Linked DNA regions of Homo sapiens: region 1 is linked to region 2. A link is a contact called in ENCODE Hi-C or POLR2A ChIA-PET data. All regions are on one chromosome and are shown on one strand. The core of a region is the stretch at or near the end of the contact, and the rest is flanking DNA. Distances in the headings are between cores, read along the strand shown.

Evidence for each region. A loop is a pair of places that touch in the nucleus more often than their neighbours do. ChIA-PET counts read pairs that join two places held with the same protein, here RNA polymerase II (POLR2A). Pooled maps may share reads with other maps.
Region 1: a loop to region 2 is called in a map of naive thymus-derived CD4-positive, alpha-beta T cell, with 12 times the contacts of the local background. The contact joins the promoter of DDX3X here to the promoter of MID1IP1-AS1 in region 2. A Hi-C loop is called at or near these places in 2 of 168 maps with a recorded cell type or tissue (both naive thymus-derived CD4-positive, alpha-beta T cell) and 12 of 50 pooled maps. POLR2A ChIA-PET finds 5 or more read pairs at or near these places in 1 of 52 experiments (Caco-2).

Annotation. Positions count from the first base shown.
Region 1 is chrX:41,332,734-41,335,433 of GRCh38, reverse strand. It overlaps DDX3X (DEAD-box helicase 3 X-linked), which reads right to left and starts at 1,272. Exons shown (of 17, transcript NM_001356.5): 1 at 1,137-1,272. The coding sequence starts at 1,181. RefSeq lists an enhancer at 1,642-1,871 and a silencer at 1,962-2,451.
Region 2 is chrX:38,802,607-38,805,306 of GRCh38, reverse strand. MID1IP1-AS1 (MID1IP1 antisense RNA 1) reads left to right here and starts at 1,424. Exons shown (of 2, transcript NR_046706.1): 1 at 1,424-1,574. MID1IP1 (MID1 interacting protein 1) reads right to left here. Exons shown (of 3, transcript NM_021242.6): 2 at 894-2,700; 3 at 1-624. The coding sequence starts at 360. RefSeq lists a silencer at 1,092-1,311 and enhancers at 1,114-1,955, 1,956-2,700.

The sequences.
Region 1 (2,700 bases), core at 23-2,522, 2.5 Mb before region 2:
GGGGATTCTGGCTAAGAGAAAAAACCCGGGGGCCTGGGACCCATTGCAAGATTCTACTCCACAGATAGCAACAAGTCAACAACAAAACTGTTTACTTCCCCCCTAAGCCGGGTGTTTTTCCAATGGCGGATTCCTGGATCACAGTCACTAACACGAAGACACTACCACAACCCGCGATGACCCCTCCACCCCAGAAAAACAACGCGGGACTCCCGGCTAACATACCACACAGGGACAATCTGGGGCAAGCAAGGAGGAGAAAGGGCCTCGCTGGCTCCCTAACCTCCCCGCCACGTCCAACCTCTATCTCCAGGGCCCAGCGCGCAGCGGCCAATTCCTGCCTCCCCTCCCCGCCCCCACCCCTCCCCCACTCCTCCCCAATCTTCTGCGTCACAAAACTTTCCACTCCGGAAACGCAGCCTCCCCGGCTGCGGCGCAGGGCCCCCGGACCCTGCGGAACCTGGGCTGAAGCGAAAAAGCCAGCGGAAGGAACCCGGGAAAAAACAAGAAACCCATTCCATCCTCCTTTCCAGGCCTTCGCCCGCCCGAGACCCGCCGTCTCCCGGAGGTGAGCCACAGCGCCGCCCAGCACCACACAAAAGAGGCCGCCGCCATTACCCCGAGCGAAGGCCGCCCCCTCCCACATTCCTGGGCCGCGTTCTACCCCTTGCTCGCAGGCACGCAAACACCGGGTGCCGCCAGGTCCTCCGGACGGGAATCCAGGCTGCGCCAGCCGTGAAGGCCGAAGCCCTCCAAGCCAAAAGGGCCTCCAGTCGCGTCCCGCCGCGCTGCGCACTCCCGCAAACCCCCCCAGGTCACTAATCAGTCGGGATTCGCGCATGCGCGTCCCCGCGAGAGCGCGCGCACTTCCTCCCCCTCCGCCCGCCTGCGCACGCACACACAAAAGCCGCCATTGTGCTCGTCCCGGGGACAATACAGCGGGCCGAGACCGGGCCCGGGCGACAGCCCCAACCAACATTCCTATCCCTCTATAGCCCCGGGGCACTCACACCCGCCAGCCCGGGGCACCCAGAAAATGAAAAGTAAGGGTGCCGGTTAGCGCTGCGCCATTAGCCAGGTTAGGTCAGGGGAGGAATTCACGCAGCAGCCAGCCCGGTGGGGTTCTTGCGGCTCACCTGCTGGTCCAGCCCGAGCGCATTTTCCACTGCCACATGACTCATCCCTGAAGAGTACCGAGAACTCGGAGTCTTCCGCTGCTAAGCGAGTGTTTGTTCCACCGCGAAGGCCCTCTCACGGGAGAACTGCGGCTCTGGAGCGCACCGCGCGGCCACGGATCTAATATACCCGCTGGAAAGCCGGCTACGTCAGCACGTACAACGTGTGCCCTCCCTCTCACACCGCAATTCCCTGTCGCGGCGACTTCTGCCCGGCTACTGCGCGCTCCCTCAGGTCTAAGCTCAAGGGATTTCCTACTTAGTCCTGTCGCCCCTAGCAGTCCTGCCTTGGAGCTTAGGGTGCGAAATGCTGTCCCAGTTCTCTCGAGCTACACTTCCCGTGCTCTCCGCTAAAACCCTAGTCTCAGCCTCGGAGTTCTCGAGATCTCGCGAGAACTTGCGTCTCCCGCTTTCCACCGGCTAAGACGCCTGAAAATGTTAACCTAGGCCTCTTCGCCCCCCTTTCCAACCTTACGCATTCGCTCCCCTTTCCAACTCTATGCACTCAGCTTTCGTTTTTCGTTTTTTTTGTTTTTGTTTTTTTTTTCCTAACACTGGCCTTCACTCTTCTTCCTCTCTCAGTTCCCGGGCTTGGAGATGTGGTGGGATTTCTCCGGTCTAATCTGCCCTCGCTCTTCCGCGGGTAGCCTCCCCTTAGTGGGAGCTAGGCAGATTCCCGAAACTGAGAGGGCGGCAGGCCACGTGACCGTAGGTGTCGCGTGCGGTGGCCATTTTGTGAAGCAGGAAACGGTGGCTTGAATATAGAGTGCTCCGGACGGGGGAGGGGAGGGGAAGAGGAGGAGAGAACAGAGGGAAGGGGAGGAGAGGGAGGGAAAAGAGGGGAGCGGAGTAAGGGGAAAGGAGGAGGGAGGAGGGTAGGATGGTGACCGGGGCGGGAGTCGGGGGGAAATGGAGGGGAGCCGGCGGCGCGCGCAGGTGGCCGGACACCTTCCTGCGCGGTTGCCTAGGCAGCGGGGGCGCCGCCTAGAAACACACAATGGCCCCTCCTGGCCAACCCCCCGACGTGTGCGCGCGCGCCTCCGCCCCCGCCCCCCGCGGTGAGGGAACAATGAGACAGACACGCGCTGATCCGGAACCGCCGCTGGCGCGCCCTCCCGGGACCCCGGCTCTCCGCAGGAATGCGGGCTACATTTGCCCCTAGTTTCCTCCCGCGGGGCGCCCAGCGGCTTAGGGCCGGTGACCACCGGCGTTGCGGGGACCCCGCGGGTGGCGAACGGCTCTTCTAGGGCCCAAGGGTGTCGGGAATGTTTGTAGCCGGTGCAACCTGGGCCTGCCGGAGGGGCTGCAGCGGGGTTACCGGCCTGGGCTCGGGGTGACTCTCAGGCCGCTGCGGTGGATGAGGAACAGGAGGAACCGGGTTTCTACCGTCGGTGGAACCTCTTCCTGTGGTTCCCTCCTAGGCAGGCCACCCCAAGTCCCGGCTTCGGTGCCGCAGGCCCTTAAATAGAAGAAGGTGTTTACTAGTGGATTCCCGGCTTTGAGCCGGCGCCCGCACATCCGTAGT
Region 2 (2,700 bases), core at 175-2,674:
GGCACTGCCCTCCTCGCTCCCAGCCGGTGGAGGCGGCTGGTGCAGGACCCCCCACTCGATGTCGTTGCGGATGGACTTGAGAAGCACGTAGTGGCTGTACATGTCCCGAGAGGGCGCGAAAAAGCTGCCATTGGCGCTTCCCGAGTCGGGGACTGGGGGCGTGCGCTCCTCCAGGCAGCCGCCACTGCCGCCTACCTCCACGCCAACATCGTTGTCTAACCCGGGGTCAGCCAGGGGCACGTCGCGCAGCAAGCTGGGCACCATCACCGTCTGGTCCATGTTGTTCACGGCGCCAATGAAGCGATTCATGGCGTTAAAGAGCGAGTGCTTCTGGTTGTAGGTGTCGCAGATTTGCATCATGGTGGCCGCGCGGACGTTGGAGCGCAGGGACGCAGGGGCACGGGGATGGTCGGCCGGGTCAAGGGGATGCCCGCCTTCACGCGCTCTCCAAGGCCCGCGCTGGGGGCCTGGCTATAGCCGGTGTGGCGGGATTCCCGGCACTCCTCCGCCCTCGCCAACTCTCGTCTCGCTGGCAGACCGGCCCTGCGGGATGGGCGGCTTCTCCTGGCTTTGGCGCCCGGAAACTCGCGATGGCTGAGGGTGCTCTGTGGGTCGAGCCCTGGCCTGTTTGATACACGGAGACGAAAGAACAGATTAGATTATTCACCCTGCTAGGGGGCCTGGCGCCCTTGCCCGCGCGCACCCCCTTCTCTGGCTACAGCTCGTCCGGGACGGCGCCTGGGTGGCTCCCCGCGGCTGGGCAGTCCCACCTCCTCGCCCACCTACGGCCGCGGGGAGAAGGGTGTCCCCCCACCACCACAACTTCTCCCTCCGAAAAGCCTGAGCTCAAGCAACCAAGCTGGCCGGGGCAGCGATGGGGCGTGGGCACCCACCTCCTCTTGCGCCTTGAGACTCTCCTGCTCGTTGGCAATTCAGTGTTCTCGCTGCAAGCGGCTGCTACGCAAGGGCGCTGCTGCGGTCAGTGGCTGGACTGTGACTGCGGACGGCGGTGACTGCGTTGGCCCCCTACCCATCCCAGGTGCTCAATTTATAGTCCAGGAAAGGTGTCGCCGGCGCTCAGGGCCACCCCTGGTGTCTCCTCCTCCCGCCTCCCCCGGCAGCACCGAGATAAAAGGCCCAGGCCGGGATGACCGCGAGTAACACTCGCCCGGCCCTTTCTACAGCGGGGGCGGGGCGCGCCGGGCCAGCTCCGCCTCTCGCCTGATACCCGGGCTGAGGGAGGGCGCCGGGGCAGGCCAGGGCAGGGCAGGGCAGAGCAGAGGAGGAGGGATTGGAGCAGCTGGACCCCGCCAGCACCAAGCCCTGGGCAGGCCAGATGAGGAGGGCCGGGCACAGCGAGGGTCAAAAAGGCGTCGGCGTCCGGACCGACTGGAGGGTGGGGCTGGCATGTGGGGGCTGGGCGGGCCTTGCGCGCGCTCCCCGCGTGGGATGACCAGAATGCACGTGCCTTGGTTGCAGAGTGAGCCCCTCAGCCCCGAATCTGGAGTGGCCGCGGCCGGGAAACAGGAACCCGGGTTTATTATTAGCCGTCGGGGAAGAGGGGCCGGCAGCAGGTACAACTCCATCCTGGGACTCTTACGTAATAAAGGGTGACCGGGCATGCTGGGTGCACGTGGACGCGCGGTGCTCCCGCAGTGGCCCTGGCCTTGGTCAGCTATGGGGGGAGGGGAGCGTCAGAGGCTTTTGCCTCCCTCCTGGCGGGGTGGGATCTTTCCCAATCTTTCCTTTAACAGTGGTTGCCGGGGATGAAGAGGGGCACACTATCAGATCTGCTGATTCTTTGAAGAGATCTGCAAGTGGCAATGGGGAGAAGTCCATTTTTGTCCAAGTCGGCTACACAGTGATGCTGGAGAGCCTGGGCCATGTGGCCTTTTGGCTGCCAAGAGGCCAGGAGAGGGTGACAGTAGTTAGGTCTAGTCTTGGGTGTCTTTCACCATTTAACAGAGAAATGGGGAGGTGTCTAATTATTTTTGAGGGTGCTTGTGTGAAGTGTTCCTTTCAAAAGATAGTTCTTAAAGCACTGGGTCATTTAATAGGGCCTAAGCTATGTACCGAATCGCTGGATTTAACTTTTAAGAGCCTTGCACCTTGAATTTCACTTTGAGACTTCCAAACCACAGCCTATTTAATTTTTCCCATCTCATGTCCCTTGCCATATTCCTCATCCACCAGTCCTCTCTGGCAGTCCTACAATTATGTTCAATAAGATTCAAGCTTCTCATTTTAAATCCCTTTTCTCGGCCTGAAACGGTGGCTCACGCCTGTAATCCCAGCACTTTGGGAGGCCGAGGCGGGCGGATCACAAAGTCAGGGGTTCCAGACTAGCCTGGCCAACATGGTGAAACCCGGTCTCTACTAAAAATACAAAAATTAGCCGGGCGTGGTGGCCAGCGCCTGTAATCCCAGCTACTCGGGAGGATGAAGCAGGAGAATTGCTTGAACCCAGGAGGCGGAGTTGCAGTGAGCCGAGATCGTGCCACTGCACTCCAGCCTGGGCGACAGAGCAAGACTCTGTCTCAAATAAAAAAAAAAAAGATCCCTTTTCTCTAAAACTTAACAGAGGTCTCTGTCCCTAGTACAGTTTTTTCCCACGGGACAAAAAATGCCTAAGGAAGGGAGAACATAATAAAGGGGTTTCTTTCTCTCCCTCTTTCTTTCACATTAAGACCTACACTTAAA